3 separate regions of the Mus musculus genome follow, and all the other regions are linked to region 1. Evidence: chromatin loops called from intact Hi-C (ENCODE). Cell type or tissue: left cerebral cortex. All regions are shown on one strand.

Region 1 (8,000 bases):
TGTTTTGGTTTTTAAGGTAAAGTCGCTCACTGGTCTCGAACTTGCCAAGTAGGCTAGGCTAGATGGCTAGCAAGCTGCAAGGATCCAGTTTTTCCTGCCTCTCAGCGCTGGGATTGTATGTTCTCCATTCTGCCTCTCTGCCAGGGGCATCTGGGCACTGCCTATAAGGCTGCCTGGAGAAGGCAGGGCCAAGTCCGGAATGGAGAGTCCGAAGCCTATGTTTCCCTTCAAGGCATCAGACACCAAACCAGAAGGGGAAAGTGGAGTCTGGGACAAATGCTGTGCTTCCAAGATCTCCCCTAGGGGTGTCCAGACAAACGGACACTGCCAGCAGGCAAAAAGCAAATCACTTTCTTCAGACCTTGTCTCATCTGGGCTGTCACCAGAGGGTATCACTCACAGTTTATACGTGTGTGTGTGTGTGTGTGTGTGTGTGTGTGTGTGTCGTCTAACTTAAAATAATGTGACTTTAATAAGGCTTCTCTTTGGGCGATGCCAGATTCAGTCAATTTAACAAAGATTGGCCACCGAAGTGTCTAATACATCATTACAATGTAAAAAAGAAGTTCCCTAACTGTAAATACCTAGGCAGGACGTGAGCTGGGCCAGTTGCCTCTTATTCTCTTTTTTAAAGTCTTATAAACGGAACTCGGAAATTAGGAAGGAAAATCACCTTAAATAAAGTAGTATGGAAAGCAGTGCTATTGAGCACTCTCGTCTCCAGCTATTACAGACTGTGGTTTGAAAAGAACCAGAAGGCTCTTCCTGTAAGCGGCCAGAGGCCACCTGCCAAGATGGTTCGCTACTCTCTTGACCCAGAAAACCCCACAAAATCACGCAAATCAAGAGGGTCAAACCTTCGTGTTCACTTTAAGAACACCCAGGAAACTGCCCAGGCCATCGAGGGTATGCATATCCGCAAAGCCACTGAGTATCTGAAGGATGTCACTTTAAAGAAGCAATGTGTGCCATTCCGGCGGTATAATGGTGGAGTCGGTAGGTGTGCTCAGGCCAAACAGTGGGGCTGGACACAGGGTCGGTGGCCAAAAAAGAGTGCTGAATTTTTGCTGCACGTGCTTAAAAAATGCAGAGAGTAACGCTGAACTTAAGGGTTTAGACGTAGATTCTCTAGTCATTGAACACATCCAGGTGAACAAGGCACCTAAGATGCGCCGACGAACCTACAGAGCTCATGGCTGGATTAACCCATACATGAGCTCCCCCTGCCACACTGAGATGATCCTCACTGAGAAGGAACAGATCGTTCCAAAGCCAGAAGAGGAGGCTGCACAGAAGAAAAAGATATCCCAGAAGAAACTGAAGAAACAAAAACTCATGGTCTGGGGATAAATTCAGCATAAAATAAATGCAGATAAAGTTCAAGGTCTTCTGGTGGTCTTTAATGAGCCCTGTTGGGAGAGAGGTGCTTTAAAATGCAGAAGCATGTTATTAAACAGTGAAATAGATGGTTCAAAACCACGTGACCATGAAAAGAAAAGAGAAAAGAAGAGAGGAGAGAAGAGAAGAGAAGAGAAGAGAAGAGAAGAGAAGAGAAAAAAAAGAAAGAGAAGAAATGATAAGGGGCTGGGCTCCAATTAACTTCATGAGGATCTGTGCTCACATTCTTACGGATATCATGATTACAAGTAAATAAAAATCTCAGCAGCACGTGGGGCAAACAGTGAGGGTTTAAGCCTGAGCTCCATGTATAACTTTAGGATGAAAACCTCGGGCAGAAGGAAGGAACCCCTAGACAGATGTGCTCCACGGAATAATTCAGGATCGGGCCTTCCTCTTTTAAAGCTTTGGGGTTTTATTTATGTGTGTGTGTGTTGTACACTTGTGTGTGCATGGCATGGCATGACTGTGGAGGTCAGGGAACGGCTTAAGGGAACACACACAGCTCACACAGAAAACCGGAGACCGGGTCCCAGCACCCACATTGTACAGGTCACAACCTCCGGCTCTTCTGCTCTCCATGACACTTGTGGCCATGTGCAAATAACTAGCCTCACAACACACACACACACACACACACACACGCACGCACTCACCACCCAAAGTATCTATTTTCACTATTTTTGAAATATATAATACATTAGTTTTATACAATCCCCATGCTATGCAACAAAACACCAGGACATATTCCTCTATGCACTGAAAGTTCTCATTGCTCAAGATCTCCCCGTTTTCCACCGACTCAGCCCCCTCAGCCACTAGTGTCTGCCATGCTGTCCTATCATTTCTGTGACTCCAATACCAGGAATTCCACACATGAGTGAGATCTACAATGTTTGTCCGCCTGTGCCTGGTCCATTCCACTTAATAGAATCTTAATAGGTCTGCCCATCTGGGCCTGCACAACAGTAGTTTACTCTTCCTGGCTGATTAACATCCAGTTTGATATGTAGTAAGTACATTTTGCTTTTTTTTATAAGATTTAATTTATTTTTCATCGTGAATGTGTGTCATCTGTTTGGATGCATGAGTGCAGTAGCCTCAGATGACAGAAGAGGGCGCCATGCCCTCTGGATAAGCAGCATGCTCTCATAACTGCTGAGCCATCTCTCCAGCTCCGACGTATTTTTCATCAGTTGATGGGCATAGATTGTTTTTATATGCTGGCTATTGTAAATACTGCTATAATAAATGTAAGAGGGTATACACGTCTTTGACATACTATTTCAATTCTTTTTTATCTAAACCCAAAAGTTAGAAGCCATGCTCATGCGGTAATATTATTTTAGGTCTTTAAAAAAAATTGCTGTTTCCCGGAATATCTGCGTTAATTTTGAGTAACTTCAACAGCACAGAGGCACCCTGTCTCCTCCATATCTGCAATAGCTTTTTGATTCAAGTCCATCTAACACGACTGAGGTAACATCTCAGTGGATCTTATGTTTTCTTTTGAAAAAAAAAATCTGTCAAAGCCACTTGCCGATTTTGACAGACATGTGCTCTCTTACGGTGGAGTAGATTGAGCCCCTTGTGAATCATGGACATCTGGCCCCTGCCACGCTACGGTTTACAAATATTTGCTCTAAATCTGTGAGTTGTCTCCTCACTACGTTGCTTTTTTTTTTTTTTTATAAGAATAGACCCTGTTATAAGCACTTTTGGAAAAAATGTCACAGATTTCATAACATCCATTTCTACATCTTGAGCATTTTTCCTTTGTCACTCACTAGGGGAAATTTTAACTCAAAATGCCCAGTGTCTTGAGGAGCTAATGACTCACGCAGCATTGTGCTCAGTGGATGGAGAAGCCACCTCTGTACAGTAGGTGGCACTGTTCTCCTGAGTTCTCAGGAACTGTGGGTCTGAAGGAGCCCGCTCTGGTGTGGGAGTCCTGTATTGCCCTTCCTCCCAAGTCACCAAGGCCACTCCCTTAAGTCCCCCTGAGGTGGAACTATACCAAGTCTGTCCCCTTTCCCTGGAAGTTCCCTCAGCCAGCAGCATCCTTTCCTCCTGTGCTCCACCTAAACTGTTTCTCCTGTTCCTTTTCCCTCCAGATCGCTACACAATGTCATGTCTCCTGAGACTTCCTCTGGGGCCTTCCAGGCAGAAGTATGATCCTTCTCTGGGTGAGTCCTCAGCCCCCTCTACTGCAACACAGTTACATTTTAAGTTGGTTCACGTGATAAACAAACTTAAGGGGCACTTACTGCAGAGTAGACACTGTATCCAGTCTTTCCAGTCCTGGGAACACAGAGTGACAATTGGCATACGGGATCTATTGTCAACAAGCTTAAAAGCTAGAGGAGAAGACAGAAACACTGACACGGGTGGGCTAGGCGAGTCTGGGGAAGCTTTAAGGAGGCACTGAGTATGGAGACAGGAGGGGCCAGGTGATGTGGTGTCTGAGGAACAGAAACCATGGAGTGCCTAGAGGAGTCTAGTGAGAGAGGCTGGGAAAGGAAGTTAGAGGAGTCCAGTGCTGGCTGCAGGGGACCTACGTTGTGGCGCGAGGAGGGCTGGGGCTGGGCTCAGGATTCTGAAGTTACACTGCCTCCAAGTCTGTCCATTTACCAAGTGGGAGCAGGACAATTAATTATGCTTTTCTCTGTCTCCTTTTCCTCCATCTATAAACAGGATGTACACATCTCACTGGGTTATGTGAATATAGTTATAAGTTGATATAAAAGCTTTAAGACTAGTAGCCCACACTGTTTTTTGATGAATATTCATCATCCTCTAATAGCTATTCATCATCACTATTATTGGTTTCTGTCTTATTTGATGTTTTCAGCTTCCTGGGGACAGGAACTCTCCATCTTCAACATCTAACTCTAGCATATAATTTCTAATAGACACACCCAAAATATGTGCAGAACAAAAATTTCCCATGGGGAGTTCCCATGTGGCTAGATGGTTTGTTGTAATACTAAGCAGTTGGGGTTCTGACCCATTGAGTCTCGGGTTTGATTTGTGTGTTCCTCTGTGATGGTTTGTGTATGCTTGGCCCAGAGAGTGGCCCTATTAGGAAGCATGGCCTTGTTGGAGTAGGTGTGTCACTGTGTGTTCGTTTAAGTCCCTCACCTTAGCTGCCTGAAAGCCAGGCTTCCACCAGGAGCCTTCAGATGAAGATGGAGAACTCTCAGCAACTTCTGCACCATGCCTGCCTCGATGCTGCCATGCTCCTGCCTTGATGATAATGGACTGAACCTCTGAACCTGTAAGCCAGCCCCCAATTAAGTGTTGTCCTTATAAGAGTTGCCTTGGTCATGGTGTCAGTTCACAGCAGTAAAACCCTAACTAAGACATCCTCTAATGTAATAAAAAGCTATTTTTGTTATTCCACATACTCATAAAACTCTAGAGGTGGCAAGATGGTGGCAGCCATCCACTTCAAAATCTTGATTAATGTAAGAACTTGTCCAACCTCTGCAGCGCTCATCTCTGCTTTAGCATCTTGGTGAAAGACAACTTGCCTTCAGCAGCTCATTTCTCCATTACTATAGGCCTTTAGTATGGTGGAGGGCTTAAGGGGTTTTATTTTTTACTTTGTATTGATTATTTATGAATCTCACACCATGCACCTCAGTCCCACTCAACCCCCCCCCAAAATCCCTCCACATCTGCCCTCTGCCTCTGCAAGCTACCCCTCCCACCAAAGAAACAAACAAACAAACAAAAACCCAAAAATACAAACAACAAAAACAAACAAACAAACAAAACATCTCACCGTAGAAGCTGTGGTGTGTCACAGTGTGTCGCAGTGTGTCACACAGTGTGCCCTTTTGCCCAAACAGCTTTACTTGCAGAAATTCACCGCCGGGAGTTGGTCTGGTCTGAGCCCCTGGCTTCCCCTACACTATCAATACTGGATCTATATCGGGACTCCATTCAAGCATCCTGTGCCATGGAGACCCTGCAGCCTTAGTTGTGCAGGGACTGCCCCTTCTTGCACTCTAGCAGTTCATAGATGGGGTAGAGGTTGGGGTGGACCACCTCAAAGTCCTGGATTTGGGCCTGGGTGATAGCCGAGCTGCTTGGCACAACAGCTCTCTTGTGCCCACAGAGCCAGCCTTCCCACTTTGCATAAGTAGGGGGCCGGCACCCACCCACGCCACCAAGGCCAGCTCTCCCATACTGCCTAGGTGGAAGCCTGGCCCACTTCTCCCAAGTGTGGCAGTCAATAAAGAGGTGGCCAGCTTGCATAGCCCTTGGACATCAATGTGGCCACAGAAGGCAGACCAGACCAGACCATGGATATCCTCATGGCCTTTGGTGGCCAGACAGAGCCTTGCTGTTGCAAGACCACAGACCCAGACAAGGCCAGCAGCAGAACAGGCCAGGACTTCACCATGGCCTCTGGTGGCAGCTCAGGCTACTCACATCATACTGGTCCTCACCACCCTTGCTTTTCCAATTTTTTCTCTCATCATACTACAACACTAACTGTTCTTATCTCCCATTTCTCCACCATGTCTGTACACCATGTCAGCCCTCTGAGTGTCACCCCAAGCCTATATAGTTCTTAATGTTGTGAATAAGAAACCAACCCCCCACCAACCTGGCCCTAATTCTAACCTTACAGAGCCACAGCCTGAACAGCTGCTTCTATCCCTTTGAGGAGCAAACAGTCCTTCAAGTTACTGAAGACAATTGCATTTTAGGATTTAAAAACATCAACAGGTCAAAAAACCTAACACTGTTACCAGTTACCTCAGACTTCCATACAAGAACACCATAGACTGAGCCATTAAAGTGCATATGTGTATTCTTTCCCGGGTTTCAAACAGCAAGTTCAAACTCAAGGTGGCTATCAGAGGAGCCATCTCTAGGGAATATAACTCAGAAAAGAGCTTGCCTAGCTTGCACGACGTCCTAGATTAGATTCCAGCCCTGTATAAACCAGGTGTAATGTTGTATGCCTGTAATCCCACCACTCAGGAAGATTGGAAATTCAAGGTCACCCTTGTGCTACAAGAATCTGTCTGCCTCAGATACTGTGAGAGCCTGGGTCAAACAAACAAAGAACCAAACAAAAACAATTCTGATACAAGTGAGGTGCTGGACAGTACAGTTCAGACCATCAACTGTCTGAGCTCTGTACTGGTTTGCACAAAGGCGGACATTCCCAGACTAACAAGCCCAGAAATGAAATCAGCCATCCGAGGGAGTTAGAAATTGTGGTATTCATGGAAAGGAAGTCACAGTAATAAGTTCCGCCTGTGGCCAACTGAAACACCAAGAGTGTTTGTATTCTGCTTCCTAATAACCCAATAAGAGAACTGGAAAAGGAAACTGACCTGGGTTTAACACTTATCCTCTGATTTTCTCAGTATCCTTCCCGAGGTCACAGACTTTTCAGTTTGGTCTGGAAAAGATCACCAGTTGTGTGCTTGGTTGGTTTGTTTATATTCTTGTTGAGATGGCTCTCCTATAACTCAGGCTACCCTCACACTCATTGCGTGGATGAGGCTACCCTTGAATAGCTGACCCTCCTGCCTCTAGCTCCCAAGTACTAAGCAGGCATGTGCCACCCCACCAGCTCAGCAGTTTTGCCTTGGTTTGTTTCTTCTGTAAATTTGACTAGAATGGTTGGTAAAAATTCATCCAAGACTCTAGAAGACAACAGCGTATCTATACGCTGTCCAAGAAGCCCCATCTTAAAGTGAAGGGTAAGATGGAGATTGTTTCAACCATTCGGAAGCTTCTCTGTACCGTCAAAATACGATCTATCACAAAGACTTTTATTGAAATCCTCGTGAATGACAACCCCAGTTTTGTAGGAATGAGGGTCATATGGAGAAAGTATTTATAGTTTTCACAAATTATCAAAGAGATCCAAAAACCACATTTTCACCAGAACCCTGAGAGCCAGTGCCTGTTCAGACTGCAGAACTTGACAGCTTTAACCAAGACTCAAACTCAGGCATTTCAATATCAAAGTCTTCGGAAACATACAGAAGAGCTTAACGTCTGAAATATATGCCATAGGCACTATATTTGGATGCCTAATTAGTCAGCTTCATGTCCAGATCCATCCCAAATTAGCCAAAGATTCTGCTGTAAGAGACAGAGGAGGAGGAGAGGAGTGGAAGCACTGAGTTACCTCTTAGGTGGAGCCCAACTCCTGCCCCACCACCAGTGCGAGAGGGTGAATAAGAGAACTTCCACATGGATGCCCCATTTTGACATCGACATGGCTGTCTGTATGCGTTGATAACAAGCAGGTAAAGATAGAACCTACAAAAGACCTTCAAACACATCTGTTTCCTGGGCACTTTGGGTGCTACAGCAGTAACACTACGTCAGCAATGACCCTGCCTGCCTTTTGCTGATAATATCACCTGCTGCAAGCTGCAGGGCATCCTTTGATGTAACACTGAACACTTCCTGCGTCAGAACAATGATAGAGCATCCTTTGAGGGAAACAGCAAACACTTCCACATTTCAGCTACTTTGGCAGCATTCTCTAATGGCACACTGTTATACAATCCATGGAGAACTGGTCCAGTAAGAACAGAAAGGGGGCTCTTTGAGGAGAAAGA
Region 2 (8,000 bases), 87 kb after region 1:
CAGTACAAGACTGTCAGATGCTTCAGTTTGCAAAATGGTGATCTTTTGATACAGGGTTCTTGACATCTCAGCCCAGTATGGAAGCCATCACAAAGAAGTGACTGTCCCCAGAATGGGAAGAGCAATTTAATTTTTCTTTCAAAAAAGGGGAGGGAGCAGTGGTGTAGAGAAATGCCCTGGCAAGAGCATCACTAGCTTAGGGTAACAGCTGAAAATGCGCAGTGGGGCGGCACAAGCTCCAGCTATGTTCCCCAATATGCTCTTTTTCTTTCTACATTGTATACAGCTATTTCATGTAATCAGAGTTCCAAAGGACACATCTTCATTTGTTACTTTATTTACACTGCACTCTAGTCTAACCTGGACCATTCCTTGGTACTAGTATTTAGTCTAGGATCTACCATGATTTTTAGAGAGCAATTCTAGTAAGGCGCTGGTCCAAACAAGACTCAAAAGGATGGCTTGACTCCAACCAACTTGTGACAAATCATGTCGCAAGAATCGGGTTCCTCCGTGGTATGAAGGATATGCGTCTGTACAGACTTTCTCATCCAGAGGCTGGCAGAGAAGGGCTGAGGGCTGGAGAAAACAAACAGGATGGCAGAGAGCACAACCCTACATCGTCAGTCCAGGAGGCCTTGAAAAAGGAACTGTCTCCTTTGTTGTTCCTGCATCTGACTGTATGCACACACACAAAAGGGCATAGTCTCCAGGAAAAGCAGAATTCAGAAAACAAAATAACAGATGACAAGATGGCTTTATGGAACATTCAAACTTATGAATCTATGAATAGATTTTTATGTGTGTTCAAAGTTAGAATGATCAACACTGACATTAAATTAAAATAAAAAGTCCTTCTATGGGTAAGCGTGTCATTATGACCCATTTTCCAACTTTAACTTATCCTGAAGGCTTAACTTTAATTTTAGCATTTCAATTTGGGTCAAAGAACGAAGAGTCTGCTACTTAGGACTCAAACTTTCTTACTGGCAGAAACTACTCAGAATTCTGAGATAGAGATTCAAAAAAGAATGACAAAGTCTTCCTACTTCCAGACCTCCTGCCAGGATGCTCTGCTGTATCTGGCGAAATCTTCTAAAGCCAGACCATAAAGATTAAACACTTCATTTTACAGTCAAGTGTACAGATTCAAAACCAAAACGAGGACAGCAGCCTTTCTGACAACACTCTAAGGACACTCTGCTGACCCTAAGTTTATACAATTTTTATGTGAGACAGGCTCTCTATGTGAGCCTGGCCAGCCTGGGAATCAGAGATCCACTGCTTCTGCCTTCCAACACAGTCCCATCTAAATAAAGGGTATTTCAATCCCCCTTTAAGTTGGGAAGGCAATGTAAAGTCACCAACGCTAAGGAAGATCAAGTACACGGTTACACTTGATCTAAATATAAACTGAACACATGGATCATCAAAGTATATATTAGTACTTATTACTTTATGAATAGCTAAGAAAGTCTATGGACTATCATAAGCATTATGAAATTAATGTCACTCTTAATGGAAAACTAATGGACCAAAGGTTAAAATGTGCTATGTACTATTAGGTGTAAAATTAACTAGTGAATAAATAGCTAATAACATTTTAAATATTGCTTTTCCTTGTTGGCCTTTTTAATTCGAAATTTCCAATGCTTTTATTTTAACTATCTGCACATGAAGCTCTGCTGCATAAAGAACAATTCGGTGCATTCACTAGTACACAACTAGTTTAGAGTAATGGGTTTTATACTGCTTCTAGTGGAAGTCAAAGTGCCCTTTATAGCTGAACAGGAAGAGTGTGGTGTATAAAACAGGACACTAAATATCAATGCGATTTCCTAAGCACAGAAAACTGGGCTCCAGCAGTTTTGATTTATTGCAGTGTTTCAAGAACCCAGAGAAAGTATGGTGGCAACAACTTTAGCTAGTGTTTACATCAAGTGTCCAAGATGCAACTAATGAGGGACACCCAGTAACTTGAGCATCACCAAGAATTAGTGAGCTAATCAAACATTTCCTTAAACTGAAACCAAGAGCCAAACTTCCCTTACTGTCTTTAAACATTTACATATTCTGGACATGCAAAAAATATTTTTTAAAAAATTTGTACTTTAGGTTTAAAAGTCCCGTTCTGGCATTACATTTGCATATGCCCTTTTGTTTTGTTTTTCATAGAAGGAAACCTAACACACATTCTTTGGCTGAAATACAAGAATGGAACAATACGAAAAAGATTAACTCTCAGAATGGTGAGAGCACAGTGGATATAGATGAACTGGGACTGGACACACAGACAAGACACAACCGGGAGCCGGCACACAGGTAACACGGGGCGGGTTACAGACATTTTAACATCTACAGGGACATTTTTTTTTTAAATTCGCCTTTTGGTGTAAGCAAAAGATACAAACATCTGGGCAAGTGGGATAGGCACCATTACCAACAAAACCGCCGCCCGCTCTCACCTCGCACGCGGCTCGGCGATGCCCTGCCCGGGCGGCTTCCGGGTGGTGGTCTGCAGCACGCGACCCGGGCGGCTGCCCCTAAGTTCACCAAGTTTTCCACCGTGCGCCTCCCCGGCCCGGCTTCCGCACACACTGACCGCCCAGGCCCCCGGGCTTTCCAGCCGCCTGCACCCGCGCCGCCCAGGGCGAGCCCGGAGGAGCCCGTCCTCCTCGCTGCCCCGCCACGCGCGGCCACCGAGCGCGCGCCGCGCCGGCCACGCCTTGTTGACAGACACCGAGGCCCGGGCGCGGCGGGGCGGGGCGTTGTTCCCGTCGCGCCCCGCGCGCGCCCCCGGCCGCCGCCGCCGACCTCCCCGCCCGACTCCGGGCTGCGGCCCCGAACCTCCGCCGTACCTGCTGCCGGGGGCGGCTTCCCCCACACAGCACCCCGGGCCGCGCGGACGACGGCGGCAGCGGCGGCGGCGGCTCCCGCGCCTCTCACATGAGGCCTCCCGGGGCCCCGTCTCCGAGCTCCCGCCGTCGCGGCCCCCCGCGCTCCGCCCGCATCCGAGACGCTGGTCCCGCGGCGGGCGCCGACGCGGCTCCACCTTTGCGGCTCCGGCTGCCCCGGTGTGTGGGGAGGAGAGCGTCGCGTCCCTTCTCTGTCCCGCGCGGTCTGTGTCCTTCGCCCCGGCACCTCCTCGTCGCCCGCCCGAGACGCCCTAGGCGAGCAGCGATCGACAGCAGCGAGCCCGAAGCTTCGGCCCAGTTAGGGAATCCAAAATGGCGCCCGCAGTTCGCGGCCGCGCGCTTGCCCCTGCGCGTCCCCGCCCGAGGGGGCGGGCGCGCGGCCGAAGGGGCTGGCCGGGCGCGCGCACCGAGGCGGCTCCAGCCTCCCGGGCTGTCCCTGGCCAAGTTTGTTTAGGGGCGGAATGTGGGCGGGTTGGTGTTCGCCAGACGTGGCTGGCCTTTCCCAGGGTTAAAACCGGAAAGTTTAGGGCGGGGGAGCCGACGCCAAAGGCGGAGGGAGTGTCTGCAGGGCGGGACGCACCCCTACCGGACGTAAACATCACCTGACAGCGACCCACCTCCGCGAGGAGGGCGCGGCCAAGGGAGCCTCTGAGGTTGCTGTCTGTACCTAGAAAAAGAATAAATAAATCAACGTGGTGGACGTTGCGATCACTACGGGTTTCTTAAGACAATATTTGCATTTCCATTTTTCCAAGGCTTTTTTTTAATGAGTCATAACTTTTTCAAAATCACATTTACTTATGAAACAGAACCCCCAAGTCTGAGATTTCTTTTCAGAAACACGTAAAGTGTGAAGAAGCAGATGGCTAATTAAAAAAAGACAACCCCCACTCCTCGCTCCCGGGTGGTGGAGCGTTTTGTAAGTCAAGGAGTCTTTTAAATGCTATCAAATATTTGACTTTTTTTTTTTTAAGTTTGGACTTGGAGATACTGAGTTTTTCCTAAAATAAGAAAAGTCCCCAGAAAATCTTAAGGTTAGCTGTATACCATGCCTTCTGCTTTTTCTGTGTTATTTCTCCAAAGTAAAGATCTCTTCTCTCTCTTTCGTTTCCTACCCTCCTCAGTTTTCTTTATACTGATTTTCATTTTGTAGATCAGGCTGGCTTGGAACTCTGAGATCCACCAACCTCAGCCTGCTCAATGCTGAGATTGAAGAAATGTGCCACCACACGGAACAAAAACATGCTGAACTTTAAAATGCTTTTATGTACTTGTTTTTAATTTACTATTAATTTTATAAGCTTTTCGTTTTGTTGTAGGTGTGAGTGTGCGCGTGTGCGCGCGGCGCGCGCATTTGAGTGCAGTGCCCGTGGTGTCTGGAGTGGATGTTGGATTCCTTGGAGCTGGAGTTATTTACAGGCAGATGTGAGCCACTCATCCTGAGCGCTGGGAACTGAACTCAGATCAGCTGGAAGAACAGCAAGCACTCTTAACTGCTAAGCTGTCTCTCTAGCCCAGAGTAAATTATTATATTTTTTAAAAGATGAAGTCATGAGAACAGGTTCTGTCACACACTTAAGACCGTCACCATATAATGTACATTTAAACAAACTAGAAGAAAGGAGTTTTAATCTTTTTAACCAGAAAAAAATATGTCTGAGGAGTTAGAATGACTAACCCGATTTAAACATTAGACGTTGTGTATATGAACTGAAGGGGCTGGAGCACTGCTCTGCAGTTAAGAGCGCTTGGTGATTTTGTAGAGAATTCCAGCTCCCACGTGGTTCACAGCCATTCATAACTCCAGTCCCCGGAGATCTGATTGGTCCTTGAAAGTGGAGCACAGACATACGTGCAGGCAAACACTGATACACACAAAATATTAAACATTTAAACTGAATACACTAATCAGAATATCACACATTATACCTTAGGAGGTGTAATCTTCTGTATTAATGATTTTAAAATGTCAAATAAATGAGAACAACTACTGAGAATAAGAGTCGAGGTGAGCACTGTTCATTAGGAATCTATGCAAGGTACTCGTGCAATTTAGGTTTGTAGCTCCACATTAAAAGTTAAAGGTCAGTTGGTGACAAGGCTCAGCTGGCAAAGCTACTTGCTGTTCAATCTCTTGACCTGAGTTTTATCTCTGGAAACCAAGGTGAATGTGGAGAACTGACTCCCTCTGACCTCATCTGGAGAGCACAAGGGACACACACACAAAGTTAAAGGGTGGCTGGAGAGTTGGCTCATTGGTCAGGAGGACACACCAGTTTTCACCCCCCCTCAATGGGCCACTCACAACTGCCTGTCATTCCAGCTCCAGGGGATTGGAGCGCATCTGCTCTCTCTCACATGCACAGACCCACATAAAGGGGACAACATCCATTTTATTTACGTAATCCAATACATCCAAAGTAGTATTTCTACATGTAAGCAATACAAAAAAAAAAAAATCAATCACTGGGCTATTTTCTGTTTTTCTCTGTGAGACTCAGTTGGTAAAGGGTTACTAACTAGTTCACAGGCTTAGGGAAGCCCAAAACATGTCAAGGATGTGAATGAAGCCCATTGTAAAATAACCAGAGGCTTAGTGGCTTAAAATAGTAAAAAAGGGAAAAAAGTATTTGTGCAATTCTGGACATAAAATATCCAAAACGGGCTAAAATCAAGGTGTCAGCTGGCCACGGCCTTTGGGATGTGAAGAGGGGAACCTGTTCAGCTGCTTTTCCAGGGCGTCTAGGTTCTTCATGCTTGACTTGTTCTTACATGTTTAAGGCCAACAGTGGATCATCACTGAGTCCTGTGTGTGCCTTCTCCCTCCCTCTATCCCACCCTTCTTCTCTCCCTCCCACCCTTCCTTTCTTCTTACCCTCACCCCCCCCCCCACACACACACACACTTGTATTCCCTATCAGAACCTGGTTGCTTCTTCTTTCCCCAACTGGGACCCTTCTGTTGACGTTGACCACACTAGTTAACCCACCCTAACCTCATTTCAAAGTCCATATCCTCCCATTTGCAAGCAATACATTACAAAGATGAAGAGCCGCAAAGTTGGGAAGGGCATCCTTGTGCGCCCTCCTAGCCTTAGCACAAAGGTTAGCTACCGTAAGCCATCAGTAAATGATTTAACTCCTTAAACTACACCTGCAATTTTCATGTTTGTGTTCTGTGTATGCCTTGTTTCCCAGAACTTAGCACGGTTCCACGCACCCATTAACTCACAGGATCCATTCAAGCGCCTGAGAGGAAGTCAGGGTTACTAAGCAACTGAGGACACAGCCTTGCCCTCATCAGAGCTTGTTGTCAAGTGCTGACCTGGATGGAGCAGGTGCTCAAATATTTATTAAAGAAGTCAACAAAGCCAGACAGTTTACATACACTTCTGAGGAATACTAATGCCTTCATTCTTAAACTCTCTCCAGCACAACCTCTCTCACTTCTGCTTTTAAAAACTTCCCAGTTTCTTCAGGACCCTACCTGAATTCGCTTATTTAGAGAAAATGTAGGGCATGTTGTTACAGAACCTGTAACTGAGAAACTGGTCCTAGAAGTGACTCTCTGAATCCATGGTTACTGATTGGACGGACACTGATATTCAAACTTGGCTTTTATTTCAGGTTTTATGTATATTTATTACTGGCTTTCTGACTCAGGGTCAACCCTTGGACTACATGTGTGCCTTGAACTGTGTACTCGTGGAAGCCAAAGGGCAACTTGCAGGAATTGTTTCTCGTCTTGTTCTATGCCTGTCCTTACGTAGAGCAGGCTGTCAGGCTTGACAGCAAGTGTTTTTACTCGCTGAGCTATCTCCATGGCTCTGTTTCTCTTTGTATGATGTGCGTGCGTTTTCGTGTGTGATCACAGTGTGTGTATACCTTGGAGCACTTGTGGAAGCTGGCTGGGGAAGGCCAGCACTTGTTTGACAGCATCTTGCCATCTGACTATGTTGCTTGAGGCAGGGTCCCTTATGGTTCCCGGTTGTGTATACCAGGCAAGATATGCTTCCCAGCATTCTCTTGCCTCTGCCTCCCAGATCATCCTAGGAACACCGGGACTGCAGGTCTATGTTAACATGTCTGGCTTTTATGGAGTCTCTGGGAATCTGAAGTCAGGTACCCACACTTGCTCAAGCAGGTACGAGTCCCACTGAGTCATCACTCCTGGCCCTTGACTTTTATCCCATAATTCCTCTTCATTGAGACTTCTTCTAGAAGTGAAATAATAATAATAATAATAATAATATTATTATTATTATTATTATTATTATTATTATAGTTGGTTTTCTAAGGTAACTTCGATCACAACATACTTGTCTGGCTAGAAATGACTAGGTCTGGACTCTCGCCAGGTTTCCCTGGACGAGAAGCCTGGTGGCTTTCTCTCAGTCAGAAGCCGTACACATCACCTGTGTTTCCACCCAGAGGCTGTCCTGGACCTAGATTCCACCCTAGAAGGAGCTGAGCCACAGCCCTCCCACTGAACTGACAACTCCTGGGGAAAAAATAGCCCTGTCCTCTTGCAACTTGGTCCATATTACAAGTGTCCAGTTACTATCCTATCCATGATACTACAGCAGTAGCATCACATAGCAGAACCAGCTTGGGCTTTAGGGCTAGGAAACTCTAGAGTTTTGTATTTGGGATTATTTTCCCTAGCAAAATATTGTAGAAATCGAATGCGGTCCTTTCTTTAAACAGCAGAATGAGATGACTAACTTGTCTGCAGTTGGTAAATAAAATACCTAATTTTGAGAATATTAAGTGAAAGTTCTCCTCACCTGTGCACTCATTTTCCAGATATTTTACTGTGGAATTAAATCACTTTTATAAATATTTGGTTTGGGTTTGGTATTTTTATGAAAAAAAGAAAGATTAAAAATTAATTAAAGTAAGTGGCTGACTCAAGGTCACAGCAAACAGGACACAGAAGTGCTTAGAGAAGTCAGGACTTATCTCAAGTGTCCGTCGAGCCATGCCATCTCGCATGGATGGTCTTAGGCGATTGGCTATAATGTCCTGCTCTTTACAGTCATCGAGTGGAGCATGTGGCTTCAACCAGGTAAAACAGGAGAACAAA
Region 3 (8,000 bases), 520 kb after region 1:
GGTTTTAACTCTTGTTTAAAGTTACTATTAAAAAATCAGTTTCATTTTATACATATGAACCATATATCTTGTTTAAACTTGTCCCTTGCCCCCATTTCCTGATTTATTGTCCTTGAAAGTACTTCGAAAACAATTTTATTTTATAAAATAAGATATTGGTCTATCAGTATGATGACAGATTTTTCAATGGAGTTTGATTTTTTTTTTTCTGTAGGAATTTTAATTTGCTGTTCTGGGGTCTAGAGGCTTACCACTGGTGCCTCTGCCTTCCTTTTCGTTGTTTCAGAGAGTGGAACCTGGTTTACAGTGGTCCCTCATTTCACCAAGTAAAGAGACCTTGATTATTTGAGTCAAACAACCAATGAAAATTGTTCCGTGCATTTTAAGTAGCCTGCCCCTGGATCACTAGAGGGCACACGCATGCAGCATGAACGTGGAAACTGGCAGTGAGAGCCAAGGCTTGCCTTCTCAGTGTGCCCACAGTACACCTTAGTATAAGGGCATCTCGATGCCATCCATACTAACTTCACATTTGAAATCATATTGGTTTCCTGAATTCCTCCTCTTGGTGGCCAGCATTTTGGCTAAAGCAGTTAGCTAAGCTTTGATCACCAGTAACAGGACTCTGTGGACCCTAGAGACGACCTATAGCTAATATCGCAAAATAAGTCTCCTCAAGAAGTATGGCAGCCTCTCCTGGAACTGCCTCAAATGCCTCTGCTTGTCACTTCTCAACCCAGCCCCAGAGGGTTTCCCGAGGCAGTCGCGTAGCCTCGGGGGCATCTGTTGGGTTCTGAGAGTACAGAGATGCATGAAACAACCTTGGATGCTTAGAAGCTCTTACACAAATGGAGGAGAGTTTGAGCTACCATAATCTTCACCATAAAAAAGTAACTATTGTACAGATTGCTTTGGCCTGAATAACCTCAGACCCCACCCACCAAGGAAGTGGCCTTTGGTGGCTGCCACTGCCCGGAGAATGAGGGGGAAGTTTTAAGTGAGGCTGGTTGGTTGGCACAGGGGAGGGCTTTCCGACAGAGGTGAGAGTGTGCACAGAAAGCTGTTGGAGCAGAGACTGAATCAATATATTCCCATCACCTTAGATAACAGAGTCATATGATCTGAAACTAGAAAATCGCACTATGTAGTTCTTTGGGCGGATCATTTAATCATGTCAAATCGAGTTGATATCACCTATGGAATATCCTTAGATCCAGACATTGAGCGGAAAACTAGATCCACAACAGCTCCAGCTTCCATAGAATCTGCATTTCAGTTGAAGGTGGAAGAGGGGGAGGAGAGAATGAAAATAAATAATACTACGTATTGCTATAAGTCCCCATGAAGCCTGCTCTCTGCTGGGCGCAGGACTTCAGGAAGCATCCTTTCATGCTACGAGCAGAACACATTCAGGCAAAGCCTGAAGCTTGTGCGGAGGGGCTGGGTTTTGTTTCCACTGTAAATTTGTTTATGTTTTTGCTTCCTGTGTTTGCTTGTTTGAGGTGCTGGAAACAGAATCCAGTACTTTTCACATAGTAGATTTGTTTTGCTATAAACCATTTGCAGGGGGCCTTTTGGTGGAGGTCATCAGCAGCCCCCCCACCCCCACTGAGTTTACGCAATACGTGAGTCAGAACCACAGCGTGGCTTCTGACTTCACATGGAAGTTTTCTGTAAGACTTGAGAAATGTAGTGGAGAAATTTCATTTCCTTCTTTTCTGCCTTCTCGGTTATATTCCATCCGCCCATTTATAAATGTTCAGGTCTGTTTATCCTCAGAGCCTAGACCAAGCTACACCTTATCAGAAAATCCTCTGATTCTTACATTTAACACTTGATTTTTTAACTTATAATTTTCTTGAAATTTCCCCCCTCTTTTATAACACCTAACACTTTTGGTCTTTGGATATGCGTCTGTAATTTCTCCCTCTAACCCCGAGTGGGTAAACAAGATGCATTTTCAGCTAGTAAAATGTTTCTATATTGCCTACTTCCAAATATTTGCATTGAAAATAAATATACTACTTCGAGTTCAAATGTAAACCAAGAATTGCAAATACAATAAATCACTCGATAATCTCCCACAAAGCCTGCTCTTTGTGGGTCACAGGACTCCAAAAGTATTAAGTAGGGCCCTTCTATTTGATCAGATGGGTAAATCTTTCTTCTCTTCCTGCATTTCTCCAGTTTTCCCTTATTGTTCCTCTCCCATCTCCCCTTTACAGTCAGTCTATCATTTCATCTCTCACTTTCTTCTCCCGGTTTCTTTCTGGATTTTCTGTTCCTTCTCTGCACGTTTCTTTTTTCTTTTTTGCACCAAGTGTTTGGCCTCTGTGCCTGTCCATGGTGCTGAACGTTAAAGAAGGCGGTTTTTAGGAGTTCGCCCCTTGCCAGAGCATCGATTAAAACTCAGAACACAAAGATAGTTGCTACTCTGCGGGAACCCACACTGAAAGGGCATACGCAACTGACCACCATTAGCATTCGTTTCATATAGCCTTAATTTCAGTGTGAGTATGTTGCACTTCGGAGCTTTATGAAGGTTTGGAAAAATCATCAGAACCAACAAAATATCATTTATTAGCAGTAAGAATTGAGCTTGCCCTAATTAATTCTACCCAAGTCAAAATTTGGAAGACTTGTGTACGCCAACTTTGTCTTACACTGGTAACATGTGCCCTACCTAGACAAATAGTTCGACATTTTTTTCAAATTTATGATAGGTTTTATAGGCTATTTTTGTAATTTTGTCTTCTGGTAATTGTTTTCTACAGGAAATTAATAGAGAGAGATGAGCCAAAAGCCACAATTAGCCGGTACAGATCTGAGGACATGCTGGACAGGTGAGGTGCTTGTGACCCATGACAGCGCTTAAAATCACCATGTGCTAGCATTGCATCCCATTTTTACAATGCAGTGTGGGGAGGGGGGTGGGGGGGGGAGTCCTTACTGGAGTGTTCTTTGCACTGGCGCTGTCTTATGTCAAAAAGAAGCCTCTGAAGACTGAATTGTTTCCTCAATGCACAGAATCTTAGCTAGAGATATTATCTTCCAGAGGTCTAGATTTTAGGGAGAAGTAGATTAATTTAGAAGATTATGACTTGAGTGTGGGGTATGGGCTGGTTAGACAGAACCTGCATGAAATCTGTTAGTTCAATGTAAACGGAAGAATATCAGTCCGTATTCCAATCGGGGTTCTTCCACTCTGATGCTGGAGAAAAAAAACAGCTTCTGAGAAACTATTTGTAAATATACACGTCGTTGTTAGAAACATGAATCGTGCTAACGAGTCTTAAATAAATAATCTGTGACATGAAAACTAAAGATCCTGAAACTAGAGATTATTTTTAAAAGACGAGGTTAGGGCGCCCCCTAGTGTTCTCTTGTGGGAGTAAAGCTTTCCCTTGAACCTTTAAAGAAATTAACTATTTCTTTGCAATAAATGTTGCATACAATCGATTTTGATGGTATTCTCTCTAACTCCACACCCAGATCCATCCCTTCCACGGGCACTGTGTTAGTTACTTTTTTGTTACTTTGATAAAACGGTACGACCAAGGCAATTTATAAAAGACTTATTTGACTGGCTTCTGGTTTCAGAGGGTTAGAGTCCATGATGGTGTAGTGAAGGGGCAGCTGAGAGCTCACATCTTGGTCACAACCACGAGGCAGAAGAAGGGAGAGCACTCTAGGAGTGGTGCTTGTACTGAGTCCTGGTGACTCACCTCCTTTAACAAAGCCTTACCTCCTAATCCTTCCCAACAGATCCACCAACTGGGGACCACTTGTTTAAACAAATGAGCCATGGAGACTGCTCCCATTCAAACCACCACACTTACACAACTTTACATTCTGTGTTTTTCCCTAACCTATCAAGACTAATTCATGTTGATATGGGATCCCCCACCAGAGTGTGGTCAACTTATGAGGGGATAGTTTTAGAGAAAAACTGCCTCTTTCCAAGAAGCTAACGGTCACCAATAGTTCCATGGTGAGGAGTGGCACTTCTTATTCCCATCCTCAGATGCTGGGACCTGGTCTGGTTTTGGCTTGCTCAGGATTTATGCATACTATCACAGCTTCTGTGAACTTATATGCACACCTGCCCTGCTATGTCCAGAACACACCATTCCTTTGTAGCTACCCATTTTAATCTCTTACACTCCTTCTGCCACTTCTTCTGCCATGAGATAGATCCCTGAGCTCTGACAGGAGGGAGTAGGCTGTATATATTCCTTTTAGGGCTGGGAATTTTGCAGTTTCTTATTCTCTGCACCTTTGCCAGTTGTGAGCCTCTGTGTTAGTCATCATTTCCTGAAAAAGAAGCGTCTCAGGTGTGTTAATGTATGGCTCTACGGAGTAGATTCAATAACATGTCCATCTAAGGAGAACACTAGGTTCTCTTCTAGGACCCAACCTTAGTCGATTTGTTGAAGTAAACTAATTTGTTAAGATAGCATGTTCTTAATCTGTCCCCACTTCTCCCCAAACCTAACTGGTTTAATAAAATAGATAATGGCTTCACTCATGAGAGTCTAGTATTCAGGGAGTGAGTGATTCAGGCAGCTAAGTTCTTTCTACATATAAACACTGCTGCCTTCGATCCATGGCACCAAAACTGTAGTGGAGGAGAGAGAAAGAGCTAGAGTGTATTCAGGCAGCTGTACAGTGGATCAGGATGTGGTAACAACATTTCTATTCACACTTTTTAAAACCCAATCGAAAGGTCCCAACTTAATGGCCACCCTAAGTTGGTAAATGTGGCTTCTGTCTGCTCAGGAGAAAAAGAAATTGATTTTGGCAAACACAGAGCATTATGCGACAGATTTTTTTTAAAGACTAGTGAAGCACTTCACTGATACCTTTTACCAACATAGGAAGTAGAGTCATTACACACACACACACACACACACACACACACACACACACAATTGCACTATAAAAATATGAATAATCACAGGTGAGTTAAAAATCCCAGTGAGTCAGGAAGGAGAACAATTAACGAAAGTATACACTCAGAATCCAAAGCGATATCCAGGTGGCCTCACCAGCTCCTCTTTTTTTTTTTTTTTTTTTTTTACTTTCAAAGACTGTAAAACGTTAACACATGGAAAACAGTTCTTTTATAAGAAAACGACTAAATGTAAAATTGTTCAGGCATGAGAGAGAATCTGTAAGAAGTTTGACAAGCCAACCACTGCTCACCGTTGTGTATGAGGGGTGTCAGACAGAAGTACTGTCACCAAAACAGACAAGGCCCAAACCTTGGATAACCAACTAAGCGATAGGTACTAGCGCACACTACCTTTGGAAAGGTCTCAAATATATTCTTTTCTAAGTGTTATTTATTTTTACTTAACAACTCACAGTCATGCTTAATGTGTTTTTGTACATTCTCACCCTCCCTGTATTTAACAATGAATTCTGTGAACATTTCTTTCACATGTGCATAGAATACGTTTTGGTCCTATTCACTGCCACCCCTCCCTGCAACTCCTTCTAGATCTAGATCCATGTCTTGTCCTCAGCATCCTTTTTCAACTTCTATTTCTTTTTATTTTATGCTCATGGATGTCTTGCCCGCAGGCTTCTCTGTGCACCGTGTGCATACCTTGGTGTTGGAGGAGGCCACATGAGGGTGTGAGCTGCTATATGGGTGCTGGGAATTGAACCTAGATCCTCAGGAAGAGCAACCAGTGCTCTTAACTGCTGACCCCGCCCCCATGTCTTTAATGCTCCTTGTATAGCCCAAGTCAAATGAGCGCTGCCTATGTAGTCATGGGTGTGGCGCCATCTATTGAAGCACAGCCAGCCTACAAGAAACTGCAGTCTTAAAGAAAAACTTTGTCCTCTAGAAGCCATTGACTGACAATACCTCTTCGGCTGGGGGGGGGGAGGGCTTGGATTTGCAATATTCTGGAATGGTGACTGGCTTGATCTGGTGCAGCCTTGTGCAGGCCACACTACCTTCTATAGTTTTAGAACAACAGTTCTCAAGTACTTACTCACAATAGAATGAAATGTCTGGCTTACAGGCCCAGAGGTTCCATTGCTATGGGCCTTATTCTTACCGCATGCCCCTGTTCCAGTATTAAGGTTATTCATTTTACATTTGTATTGCTAAGAAAATTGTGGAGTTTAGCATCTTAAGACATTGGACTTAAATAATAATGAATTTTCTGAAGAAGAAAACCTTGAGCTCTAGTACAGGAGATTTTAAGCATCATGAAAGCATCTTACCAAATTAATTCAAATAGTTATGGATTTATTTCCCCCCTCAAGTAATCTTTAGCTTTTCCTAGTAACTAAATTTGTGGACAAGCAGAAATAAAGGAAGCATTGATTTGGTTCTCACCATTGCTCAAACTACACCACTGTTTCTTTCTTCTAGAACACTGTCCTCATTTAGAACGCCACAATCAACCAAGACGTAAGTACTTTCTTAAACTGATGTGTGTTTCCTTGTATGCATTTAAAAACAACCAGGGCTTACCACGTTCAGGCAACATGCCATCAGAGAACCACACCCCTGTGCCGTTGGCCGAGTTAGAAGCAGAGGAGAAGAAACAAAATAAGCTTCAAAGAATCAAGTACTATCTGGCTGGGCTTGCACCATAAGCGCTCATCTACCATCACTGTAATCAATCACGAAGGCCTAGATCAATGCCTTTAGCCTTATGTTTAAATATGTACTCAGCGCTGGAGGGTTGGCTTAGTGGTGAAGAGCCCTGGCTGGTCTTTCAGAGCACCCAGATGTGATTGCTAGCACCCACACGGCAGCTCACAACCCTCTGTATTTTCAGTTCTAGAGTCTCTGGTGCCCTCCTCTGGCCTCCTCTGGCACCAGCTGTGGAAGTGGCGCACAGAAGTACACACAAAGCAAAGCAAAAGAACGGACTCGGTCTTTCTCCCGTTTCTTAGGCAACCAACTCTTTCTCACTCCACGCCTCATCCTTTTTCCCTCAGTGCTGAATCGTGAGATATCCAATATGAGATATCAAATATATTTCCCTCGGCATATACTCCTGGTATTTATAGGCAACACAAATTAGAGGAACTTTTCAAATGTTACTTTAAAAAAAAAACTATTTATGGATAAAGTTTTTATGCTGGATCCCAATCTTAATGTGTAAAACAGTCCCTGGGTCATTGCCATTTTCATTCATTCATTCATTCATTCATTCATTCATTCATTCATCATTCATTACCTATTAATTAATTTGCCTACTTCCCAAATGCTGTTCCCCATCCCAGTCCCTCCCTCACCAAGTCTCTCCACTCCATTCCCCTCTCCCTTTCTCCTCTGAGAGGGTGGAACCACCCCTGGGTATCCCCCCACACTAGCACATCAAGTTTCTGACTAATTAGGCCAGACGAAGCAGCCATGAAGACTGACCTGCCAGTCTGCTACATATGTGCTGGGGTGGGGACCTCATTCCAGCCAGTGAATGCTCTTTGGTTGGTAGGGCCTTATTTTTTTTTTCTTTTGAGGATCTGAATATATTCATAAATGCCAAGTGGAGGTTACATTGTGTATCTTTCAATTTTTTTCTTAAGATCATATTTCTAATGCATAGTATGATTCTGTCAACCCAACATAATAATGAGGTGAAGAGAATGCAAATCCATACCATGTCACGCTGATTAGCCTGGATGCCACATGATTAACACCATGCATGAATGACTTTCTCAGTCAGTTATGGTGATGACCTTTTGCTCTTCTCGTTGAACAGGCCAGCTGTCAGCTCCTTCAATGCAAACACTACCGCCACAGCTTCAACCCCCGCTACCACTCCTGTGAAGAAAAAGAGGTAAGATGGGGACCCTGTGCTGCCTCTTGCCAACATCCTGCAAAAGACTTTTTACTGACTGCCAGATCGCCCCCCCCCACCCCACCCTGAGGCTTGAAGCTGTGTCCGCAACTGCTTTTTTTTCAACTAACTCAGTATCCTTAGGGCTTTGAAACTGTGGGTCATGAGTTTACGCTTCTGCTACTTTAG

What was found. A loop is a pair of places that touch in the nucleus more often than their neighbours do. Peaks named below come from ENCODE experiments on the same cell type or tissue, not always from the same donor. Only the 100,000 strongest peaks of a DNase experiment are listed, where the experiment ranks them.
Region 2: it touches region 1 in a loop (4-fold over the local background); 2 of 42 quality-filtered maps call a loop at or near these places.
Region 3: it touches region 1 in a loop (9-fold over the local background); 23 of 42 quality-filtered maps call a loop at or near these places.

The regions. Positions count from the first base shown.
Region 1 is chr14:103,009,451-103,017,450 of GRCm38, forward strand. The region is part of intron 2 of 4933432I03Rik (RIKEN cDNA 4933432I03 gene); the gene reads right to left. Gm34643 (predicted gene, 34643) reads left to right here and starts at 3,425. Exons shown (of 3, transcript NR_166851.1): 1 at 3,425-3,584; 2 at 4,532-4,675. It also overlaps the pseudogene Rpl17-ps7. In left cerebral cortex, CTCF peaks have their summits at 2,513 (motif pointing right) and 3,264 (motif pointing right); DNase peaks (open chromatin) are centred at 2,527 and 3,291.
Region 2 is chr14:103,096,304-103,104,303 of GRCm38, forward strand. Fbxl3 (F-box and leucine-rich repeat protein 3) reads right to left here and starts at 3,229. Exons shown (of 5, transcript NM_015822.3): 1 at 2,859-3,229. In left cerebral cortex, a CTCF peak has its summit at 3,529; DNase peaks (open chromatin) are centred at 534, 2,707, 3,404, 3,760 and 1 more place; H3K4me3 peaks cover 3,574 bases; H3K27ac peaks cover 1,927 bases.
Region 3 is chr14:103,534,188-103,542,187 of GRCm38, forward strand. Scel (sciellin) reads left to right here. Exons shown (of 31, transcript NM_022886.2): 5 at 2,775-2,843; 6 at 6,392-6,430; 7 at 7,734-7,811. Among named protein-coding and RNA genes, the nearest start is that of Scel, 25 kb to the left of the region's middle. In left cerebral cortex, CTCF peaks have their summits at 3,377 (motif pointing left) and 5,793; a DNase peak (open chromatin) is centred at 3,367.